Linked DNA regions of Homo sapiens: region 2 is linked to region 1. A link is a contact called in ENCODE Hi-C or POLR2A ChIA-PET data. All regions are on one chromosome and are shown on one strand. Each heading gives the region's core, a stretch centred on a gene start or an enhancer-like site at or near the end of the contact. The rest is flanking DNA. Distances are from core to core; before and after follow the strand shown.

Region 1 (5,396 bases), core at 915-3,414:
GAGAGATTTTCTGGAGCCTCAAAAAACAACCAACCCCATGCTCTTGGCTTTCTGGTTGTCCATGCAGACTGCAAGAAACACTATGTGGGGTCTATGTTTCTTTTGCACTTTTGACAAATCCTTACTTGAACATTTTAGTCTTTTCTTAACCTGGCTTCAAGGCTTGATCCAAAAGGCATTAAGGAGGGGAAGAGCCTCCTTGACTGCCAGCCACTTGGCAGGGCCCTGGGAACCAGAGCTCTCACAGGAAGATGAAAGTCCCAGGGGTAGGGGAGGGGCACAGTTTCTTTCCACATTTTTAAAGCATGAAGGTGCTTGCTCTACCAGGCTCCAGATAATTTTCCATTTTCCCAACCTATTCACAAAATTCCCCACCAGTTTCTATTTTGAGTGTTGACACCATGTTCTCGGCCTTAACTAATCACCAGGAACCTCGGTTTTTGTCTTCTGAAAACCTCCAGGAACTTCAAAAGCCACCCACAGAATACAAATAAAGCCAGAGGTTTAAGATATTCTGGAAACGAAATTCTTAGGTAGAAAGGCAGTTTATGGAGTCCATAAATATTTAGTAGTTACAGCGGCAAAAACTAACATGATTTTGAAGAGCAAGGAGCAGAGGCTCAAGGTGGGAGAGGAGAGAGGGGAGTATAGTTTTTGCAGTTGTTCAGTTTAGTTTGAGGATTTTGAAAAAAACAAACACACAGACACCCAACAAACTCGTTGTCTCTGATTGTCATGAGTCACCCATTCATTGTGAATGCAGGTTATTAATTTGGGGGGGGGTTATAAGGCTGAATCACTATTTTTGTTCTTTTTATACAGGGAACTTAAAGCACTTAACCATCAAAAGAGGCTTTTACGTGAATAGCTTGTGGCCAAGGGATAACATTAAAAATTCAAAAAGGAAACTTCGTTTGATATGCCCAAGTAAATGGGAAACTGTCTTGGGCCTCGTTTCGCTCGATTCTTCTATCTGGGATTTTGAGCCCCTTGAAAGCCACAGGTGGAGAGAGCTCCTTCCGGGGTCCAGGCCCTCTCGGCCTCCGACAGCCGAGCAGCTCGGCTTTTCCAGGCCTCCAGTGTGCGCGGCGCTAGCCGTCGGACCCAGCGTCCCGCGGAGTAGCGCGGATTCCGCGTGATCCCCTCCAAACAATGCGGACCTCGCCGCTCATTCTGGCGTCCGGTGACACCCGAGACTCCCCGTCTGACGTTAGTATCATCTCTTCCAGCCTGGGTTGAAGGCGTCCCCTGAGGACTCGTCGCAGCCTGGGCTCCCTGCTGGGACGCGACTCCCGCGCCTCTCGCCTGCCTGGCCCTGGGCGTGCACCGCCGGGGAAGAGGCCGGGACGGGGTCGCCGGGCTGTGCCATCCGCAGACCAAAGCCGCGGCTCGGGCTCCGGAGGAGATTCGCTGGGCGACCACCCAAGGCAGCTCCCTCCGTGCGCGGTCTCCCTAAATGGACCAGCCCTGTCTTTACAAGAAAAAGGATTTTAAAAAAAGAAGAAAGAAAGAAAATAAAGAAAGGCGAGCGCAGCTGAGACGGCATCAGCTGCCTTTCTTCCCACACTCGCCGGTGTCACACCCATGAATCACCTCCAGACGGGGCGGCAGCTTCCCTAATTAGCCTGGAGACGCTCAGGACCCACAGGGTTATAAAACAACAACAATAACAAACTTTTACTTTTATTCAAATGCACACTTCCTTCCCTCGGCGCCCACGCCCGCCGCAGGCCACTGACTTAGAGGGCGGATCCGGAGGTCACCTGGAGTCCCGGGTCCCTCTCACCGACGCGCGCGGGTGCCCTGGGCCAGTCCCGGACTGACTTGCCACCACCTCCGGGTCTCCGGTGCCCCCCGGCCCTCCCGGAGCCCCGACAGCGCCGCTGCGCGGACAGGCCGAGGCGGGTCGGGAGCGGCGCGGGCTTGGGAGGGAGCGCTGGGCAGCCGGGCCCGCACCCCGATTGCCCTCCCCGCACCCCGATCGCCCTCCCGCCTCCCGCGGGGCGTCCAAGGCCCAGGCCGGCGCCTGCGCCCCCCGCCCCGAGGTCTCGGCCCCACTCCGCCGGGCCAGCTGCGGAGGCGGCGTTGGGAGCTGTGCGCCGCGGGGGAGGTGCGCGCGGCGGCCGGCGAGGGGAGCTGAGCGGCGTCCGCCCCCGCCGAGCCGAGCGGAGCCGAGCGAAGCCGGCGCGCCTGCAGCTGGGAGCTGGGAGCTGGGAGCGCGCCGGGCGCAGGGCCGGGCCGGCCGCGGGAGGGTAGTGTCAGCGCCCGCGTCCAGCTCTTCGGCCGCAGACCCGGGCTGTCTGGAGGCCGCGCGGCCACCTGCTGCGTCGCCCCGGCTTTGGGCTGGGGCTAGACGCGCACCGCGGCGGGAGCAGCCCCGGCTCGCCGCACCCCGCGGAAGGTGCCCTTCTCTGCGCGTCTCGCCGAGCCCGGGCCACGCTCCTGTCCCAGGTACCTCGAGGGGTTTGAAATCGCGTGTCCCAAGGCAGGCGTGGGTCGAAGGCGGGGTGGGCGCGGGGGCACCGGGCGGAGGTGGGGCGGGCCGGGGCTAGGGGGTCGAGGGCAGAGGCCGTGAAGCCAGGGGCCCCTCGGACCCGGAGAGGCGCCACCCCCGCCGCCGAAGCCCTGGGCAGCTCCTGCGGCCGAGGGGGAGCCGGACGCGCTCGTGCAAGTGCCCAAAGTTTCCCTTTGCTCACTTTGCTGGACCCAACTTTCCACTGTGAGGCAAATCCAGCAGTTTACGCGCCAGGAAAATGAAAGAGGAGGGAGAGAAGGTCCTGCTCGGTTGAAATTGCTAGCATACGAGGTCTTTATGCCCACTGTCTCCACACGCAGTTGCAGGGGAAAGGAGTGGACACATTCACGAACTGCCTTATGCTTTAGGTGATGGTTTATTTAACAGGTTTTAGGCTTTGATTACACGCCACCCGGGAGGGATTCTGGAGTTGATCTAAGAAGTGTTCACATTTTTAATCAACAAATATTTGTTGAACAGAAGCTTCATCATAGGCAAAGATTCGGTATGAAGTTCACATGTGATCAGAGCATAATAGTCACTTGCTTTTGAAATGCAAGTCAGAAGCAGTGCGGCTGTGTGAATTTGACTCCGTGTAGGTGCAAACCGCCTGCAGGCATCAGGTCCTGTTGACAGTTTTGAGCCAGGAAATCCAAGTGGAAGACAGGCAGCTGTGTTACCCTTTTAGAGCCAGCTCACACCTTCCCAAACTGGTCTTAAGGTATCCTACTAGGTTATTGGAGCCTGCAGGCTTCCTTCATTTGCATATACCATAGACTAGAATCTGTGTAGACCCCTGGTATTTTCCCTGGAGCTCGGTCCCACGGGCGCACACCTGGAATGATGGAGCACTGTGGTCATCCTAAGAACCTATTGAGGTTATAAAATTGTGAGGAGAAAGATATCTAGAGACAGTGTCGTGTGGAGCTGGTGGAGAAGGTTGAGCTGGGCTGGTTTCTGGGCTCTGCCCCTATGCTGTGCCATCTTGGAGTCTGAGGCAACAGGAAAAATCAGGAACACTGATCCTGTCTTTATTTAAAAATGTGAGATTTTGTACATTAGGGATTTTTGTATTTGTTTTGATGTTTTAAAATATTGTAATAAGGCATTTATCTGACTGCATTTTTGGTACCCCCTTAAATTTTGTGCCTGTAGTGAGTACCTGGCTTGCCTGAGTCTGATTCTGGACCTCCTCCACGAGTCAAGTTCTTACTCTCTAAGCATCTGTTTCCTCACTTATAAAATAAAGTGTACCATCCATGGATGCTGCGCAGCTCAGCTGCTGCATAGGATGCGTCATGTGGGGCTCACTAACGGGTGGCTGTCCTGCTGAGATCACTGCTCTGCTTGGCCCTCTTAGGCTAGTTAAGATGAATCTTGGCTGGGCGCGATGGCTCACACTTGTAATCCCAGCACTTTGGGAGGCCGAGGCAGGTGGATTGCCTGAGGTCAGGAGTTCGTGACCAGTCTGGCCAACGTGGTGAAGCCCTGACTCTACTAAAAATACAAAACAAAAATAGCCAGGTGTGGCGCCTGTAATCCAGCTACTCGGGAGGCCGAGGCAGGGGAATTGCTTGAACCAGGGACGTAGAGGTTGCAGTGAGCTGAGATGGCACCACTGCACTCCAGCCTGGGCAGCAGAGTGAGGCTCAGTCTCAAAAAAAAAAAAAAAAAAAAAGGATGAATCTTGACCAATCTCAGTGCACCATTCAGGGAAATGAGAGCAGTGATAGTGCTATGGTTTGAATGTTTGTGTCCCCCCAAAAATTCATATGTGGATTCCTAATCCTCAAGGTGATGGTATTAAGAGATGAGGCCTTTGGGAAGTGATAGGTCATGAATGGGCTTGGTGCCCTTATAAAAGAAGCGCAAGGAGCTCGCTCGTCCCTTCCACCATGTGAGGACACTGTGAGGAGGCGCCTTCTATGAGGAATGGGCCCCCACCAGACACCCAACCTGCCAGTGCCTTGATCTTGGACTTCCAGCCTCTGGAACTGCAAGGAATAAATGTCTGTTGTCTATGAGCTGCCCGGTTTATGGTATTTTGTTATAGCAGCTGAAATGGACTCAGCTGGCCAGCCCTCAGGGATGCTCTTGGTTAAATGAGAGAATAGATGTGAAGGTACCAGGCCTCCAGGAGGGTGGGTTTTCTGTGATGTCCTGGTGGGCCTGGATTTGACTTAGCTACCTTGCAGTCACTGGCTCTTCCCCTGCAGGCTGGCTCCGTGCCTTGTCATGCAGTTGCTTGTTGTGCACATAAATACTGCTTGTGTTGCAGGTGGACTCTCTGGGTGGAAACCTGCCCAGGGTTTATTGTGGAAAGGTGCAAAATTTTGTGTAAGTGAGCTTGATTTTGCTGTCCCTAGTGAAGTCCCTTGGTTCCCTTTTTCATATACTCAGTTCCCAGTGCATGGTTCTGTTTTTCTAGAGCCTAATTCAATGGTATTATTTCAGTCACTATTTAGCTTAAAGGTAGCTTCGTCCCTGGTGGGAGTCAGTCTCTCAGTCTTTCCACGTTACTCCTCGGGGACCCCTTTTCGCTACAAGTCACCCCTGGGCACCAGGAGAGGGTTGTAGTCCCATCAGAGCTTGAGGGGAGTGGCCCTGACTGGTCATCTGGTCCTCTTGCGGTGCCCCAGTGAGTCCCTTTCCCCTCCACATGGAGCCTCCGGCTCACATTTCCATCATTGTCCAGCTGGTGTCCCCAGGGTGAGCCACAGCGGGGACCTGGCTCTTCCATTGGCCCAGAGGTCCCCATGCTCTGAGGTCTCTTCTGGGCCCCTATTGGGCACCTGGGAGCCCGCCCAGGTTGTGCGGAACCGTACTAGGCCTCCATTTCTACTGTTCTGAGCTCGGCCTTCCCTGAGTTCCCACAGGAAGC
Region 2 (5,396 bases), core at 2,099-4,598, 210 kb before region 1:
AGACCCAATTTGAACTTGTAAATCTCCAGAACCGTGTGATAATAAATTTGTGTTGCTTAAAGACACCAAGTGTGTGGTAAATTGTTGCACAGCCGTAGCAAACAACTCTACTAGCAAGCACTCTCTCCTGTCTCTTTGCCTTATTCGACCCCAGACCTATCACCCCATTGCTGTTCCTCAAGCATATTCTATGCCAAACCTTCTCCTGCTTCAGGACCTTTGCACTTACAGTTCCCCCAGCCTGAAGCAATTTTTGCATTGCAAACCACATCCCTTGAGGATAGTTAGTGACATGGGGCCTGGAACTGTGAAGAATGGCAGACTTCTGCTGCTAGTCATGATGGAGTAACAGAGACCAGACTTATCCTCATGCTTTCAGCATCTTTTTTTTTTTTTTTTTTTTTTGAGACAGAGTTTTGTTCTTGTCCCCCAGGCTGGAGGGCGATGGCACGATCTCGGCTTACCGCAACCTCTGCCTCCCGGGTTCAAGCAAGTCTCCTGCCTCAGCCTCCCGAGTAGCTGGATTACAGGCATGAGCCACCGTGCCCCGCCTGCTTTCAGCATCAAAACACAAAACACATGAAGCAATGGCTTTTAGATATTGGACAACAGGCAGTTCGGGAGAGTGATCCTTGAGAAACAGGAAATAAAGTGAGCCCTATGAATGGACATTGCCTGGAACTTTCAGGCCTCGGCATAAGGAGGAAACTCTCTGATTTAAAAAACGGAACACAGGCCGGGCGCGGTGGCTCATGCCTGTAATCCCAGCACTTTGGGAGGCCGAGGCGGGCAGGTCATGAGGTCAGGAGATCGAGATCATCCTGGCTAACACAGTGAAACCCCGTCTCTACTAAAAATACAAAAAAATTAGCCGGGCGTGGTGGTGGGCGCCTGTAGTCCCAGCTGCTCGGGAGGCTGAGGCAGGAGAATGGCGTGAAGCCGCGAGGCAGAGCTTCCAGTGAGCGGAGATCGCGCCACTGCACTCCAGCCTGGGAGACAAAGCGAGACTCCATCTCAAAAAAACAAACAAAAAAAAGGAACACAGCATCAGTGAGCTGTGGAACAAGATCAAGTGGCTTAACACATATGGAATTGGAGTCCCAGATTTTTTTTTGAGGGGATCAGGAAGAGGACAGTGAAAACAAAACAAAAAATAGTAATAACAGAGGTTTTTGTAGTGAAGCTTTTGAAATGATGGAAAAATTAAGGGACTAGAAAACCAAGACCTTAGAAGGTGTCTGTCACGAGAGAGCAAGCACAGGGTACTATATAAGGCTTAGCCTGGGCCAGGCACAGTGGCTCATGCATATAATCCCAGCACTTGGGATGCTGAGGTGGGTGGATCACTTGAGTCCAGGAGTTCAAGACCAGCCTGGGCAACATGGTGAAACCGCATCTCTACAAAAACATACAAAAATTAGCTGGGCATGGTGGCACATACCTGTGGTCCCAGCTACTCAAGGGGCTAAGGCAGGAGAACTGCTTCAACCTGAAAGGTGGAGGGTGCAGTGAGCTGAGATCATGCCAACGCACTCCAGCCTGGGTACAGGGCAACAGAGTGAGACTCTGTCTTAAAAAAAAGGAAAAAAAAAAAAAGTCTGGGCGCAGTGGCTCACACCTGTAATCCCAGCACTTTGGGAGGCTGAGGCGGGTGGATCATGAGGTCAGGAGATCAAGACCATCCTGGCTAACACAGTGAAACCCTGTCTCTACTAAAAATACAAAAAACAAAAAACAAACAAAAAAAAAGCTGGGCGTAGTAGTGGGCGCCTGTAGTCCTAGCTACTTGGGAGGCTGAGGCAGGAGAATGGCATGAACCCGGGAGGCGGAGGTTGCAGTGAGCCGAGATCGTGCCACTGCACTCCAGCCTGGGCGACAGAGTGAGACTCTGTCTCAAAAAAAAAAAAAAAAAAAAAAAAAAGGTTTAGTTGGGGCAGGGTGGGACACTCACTACCCCTTGGGTTTCCACAGAGGGAAGGAAATTTTTACTTTCTCAGGTTAGGGGAGAAAGTCAACAGTTCTTGATAGGAAAAAAAAGGAAAATCTTTTCACCCTCTTTTGGCCTTAAAATGATCATTTCCTTATATTCTTTCCAAATAATCTTCAGTACCGTCTAGGTGGCATACATAAGTGCTTAAACTTTTCTTATTCTTTCTATAAGGGAAGTACTTTCCTACTTCCTATATTAATAATCTCCCCACCCCCGAAGTCTTCAACTCCAGCTGATAGTTTTAAACTTAGAACATTCTTTCCTATTTGTTTTTAATAATGCTAGATAATGTATTCAAAATAATCTTAGTATCTGAAGAGGAAATGAGATTATACATTATTCCCTCTAACATAACTTCTCAGTTTGTTATTTTGTGCATTTAAAAAATTACATTTCCGAGGATATGTGCTCCTTGTGTCCTCTAACCTCTTAATCTAAAATAACAGGGACACTTAATTTTTTTTGGTATCTAATTATACTTACAAAGTATATGATATCTGAAAATAAATGCGACAAAATATGAGACCATGTAATAACACGATGAAAAGACATTGGAAAAACATGGCATTTATATTAAATGTATTTTTATGACTAAATTTGTTCTACACAAAAGTTGTTTATCCCTGCCAATGATATCTTGTGGGGGGAAAAATGAGTACTCACCTGGCGAAAACAGGAATTGTTAGTCTCCTCAAACGAGAGCTTACTCTTGAAATACACAGCGTTCTACCATATCAAGGTCATCAGAGAATTGCTGTAAAAACCTAGTGTCTATGTCATCTGCAGGAAAAGGAGATAAAGTCACCATTATCATCCAGAAGCTCTTGAGTTATTTAAGAAGGGACATGGTAGGTATTAAGAAAAATTAAGAAGACTTTTTTCCCCCCCATTCTGGGCTCCAAAAAATTGGTAGAAGAATGCAGCGCTCATTCTTTTTCACTAAAAAGCTCATTTGTCACTTTAAGGTGAGGGGATTTGGAAAAGGACTGGCATGTGGAGAAGGAATATCGGTCAGGAATCTGGACTTTGTTGCTAGATCTGCCACTTCCTGATTCAGCCCTGATCGTGCAGAGCTGACCAAGGCCGTGGTCCCCAGGCTCCCCTGACTCCAGGCTGCCCACGCTCACCGGGACAGGCCGGCTCGCTCCCTGCAGGCTGCAGCGGGAGGGCTGGACCTGGAAGCCTCTCTTAAAACGGGCCCTGGCTGCAGCAGGAGCTGCGCCCGAAAGCAGCTCTGAGAGTAACCGGTTCACCGAACATGGGTCCAGAATGATGCCCAAGCCCTGGGAAAAGTGGCACAAAGCCACCGCCGCGAAGCAGCAGGTGTTTCAAGCTGAGGGAAGGCGGGGCTGCGAGAGACAGCCTTGCGCATGCGCGTTCCATCCAGGTGCGGCAGCCTCAGGCAGAGATTAAGAAATGAGTCGTGGAAAAGGGGGCTAGCGGCTGGTTACTAGGAGACGGGACGCTCGGCTCGGGCGTCTAGGCGCTGCGTGGGCGTGCGCCTGCGCGGCGCGGATGGGCCAGGAAGGGGTCCCTCCTAGGTGCCCTGTAAGGCAGGCAGGTAGACGTACGCGTCGCTCCGTGCGTAGGAGCGCGCGCACGGCTTGTAGACCCCGCGAGAAGGAAGGTCGAGCCAGGTACGCGTGCGCACCGGGCCTGGGGGCGAGCGGGACGGAAGCAAAGCTGGGGCGCCGGGGAGGTGGAAGACGAGCCCCACTCCGGTACAGAGCGTGAGGGCGGGGCCACGGCGGCACTGGCTGGCGCTAACCGCCCCCTCCTCCTTCCCGCGGGCTCCGTCCTTCCTCCGATCCGCCGGGGCGGGGCCAGGACGATTTGGGGGTGGGAAGGGAGGAGAAAGGGGCGGAGGATGGAGAGTGGGCGGTTCTTGTATCCCCCGCTGAGGCCGAGAGCTGACAGTCGCGGGGATGAGCTCTGGGCAGGACGGCGGGCCGAGGAGCCCGGGGAGGGACCCGGAGCTCCAGGTAGAAGCTGCGGAGGTGCGCGGGGTGGGGAGAGTGCTGCTACTGGACTGGAAGGTCTCTGAGAAGGCGGCTGCAAGCGGGCAGGAGTGGCGGGTGCGGGGCCGTGGCGGGCGGAGTTGGGCGCTAGCAGCGGGAGCGGCTGTGAGGGGCAGCGGCGGGCACAGCTGCCGGCCGGAAGCTCGGCAGCACGAGTTGCCCCTGTTTCTTGGGAGGTTAGGTTTGAGCCCAGTTCCTATGGTCACTGCTTCGCGTCCTCCCGCAGCTCTCCGCTTGGTTGTTGGGGAGACTGTTCAGTTTAGAAACGCTCTGGAAGCTCTGGTGGAGCCGAGGAATTTGGAAGTCACAGATTTGGGAGTTCAGCCTGACTCCCGATCGCTCATTTCTGAGCCTCTTTCTAGACTTGGGGTGGTGAAAGGCTGAGATTACATAGGCATTTGCATGAAAATCTCAGATAATTTTAGTAAAAATTATACACAGTAAAGGCAGGGAAAGCTGGCTTTTGTTGAAAAACTATTTGAGACTTAAATTGGATAACTAGGTGATCATGGACTTGATACCTAAAAACTCACAGAAATATGGTTTTTTTTCACTTTTTTTTTTTCGCAGCTTCGGGAAAGTTTGCATAGATTATAGTGTCCCAACGTTTTCCTTCTTCCATTCCAGGACCTTATATCCTAGGAGATTTCCTTGTTTAAAATTTTCTGTACTGGTGTTCAGCATTTCAAGTATACTTTGTTTACGTGTAAGGACATAAGTAGAATAACAATAGGTTTGTAAGTAGAAAAAAACAGGTTAGTTATAGAAGTAGGATGTCGCATTCGAATCTGCTTCCAGGATAAGACAGATTCTTGTTTGTATTTTAATTGATTAATGAGCCAAACTCTTCAGTCTTAATTAGTGGGAAATAACTAGGACGGTACATTAATTAAATATTAATTTTAAATCCTAAACTTTGGCATTATTTAATGGCAGCTTCCACAATATCTCGCGTACTGTTTACCTTCTGAAGAAAAATCACTGCCTGTAGCCCAGAATATAATCAGGTGTAGAGATTCTCTGGGAGATCTTTTCTGTCTTCTTTTTGAGTTGCTTAGACTAGTTTGTTTAGGACGATTTGGTTTTGAAGTCCTCCATACACAGAGGCAGTTAGAGGTATTACTATTTATCACCTTTTCAGATTACATATTTCTTTCCCTCCCCAGAGATAGCCACTCTCCTGACTTCTAAGATAGCCACTTCCTTGATTTTCCTTAATGTTTCACATCATTGTATGTGAACATGCACATTACAGTTTGGCTTGTTTTTGAACTTCGAATGGAATTGTACTAAGTATTCATTTACATCTTGCTTCTTTACTCAACATTTTTTTTAAGATTAATCTTTATTGTTGCTCGCAGTATTTAGTTTGCTGATTGTTTCCCAAA

The links. Hi-C counts contacts between places; a loop is a spot of excess contacts on that map. ChIA-PET counts read pairs that join two places held with the same protein, here RNA polymerase II (POLR2A). Pooled maps may share reads with other maps.
Region 2: a loop to region 1 is called in a pooled map, with 3 times the contacts of the local background. The contact joins the promoter of C2orf15 here to the promoter of CRACDL in region 1. A Hi-C loop is called at or near these places in 4 of 50 pooled maps. POLR2A ChIA-PET finds 5 or more read pairs at or near these places in 4 of 52 experiments (HEK293, HEK293T, WTC11 and 1 more).

Annotation. Positions count from the first base shown.
Region 1 is chr2:98,932,993-98,938,388 of GRCh38, reverse strand. CRACDL (CRACD like) reads left to right here and starts at 2,164. Exons shown (of 10, transcript NM_207362.3): 1 at 2,164-2,451. RefSeq lists a silencer at 2,797-2,997.
Region 2 is chr2:99,139,659-99,145,054 of GRCh38, reverse strand. C2orf15 (chromosome 2 open reading frame 15) reads right to left here and starts at 3,348. Exons shown (of 4, transcript NM_144706.4): 1 at 3,118-3,348; 2 at 2,654-2,770. All of the region lies in intron 1 of TSGA10 (testis specific 10), which reads left to right. RefSeq lists an enhancer at 2,611-3,417 and silencers at 3,639-3,948, 4,019-4,088.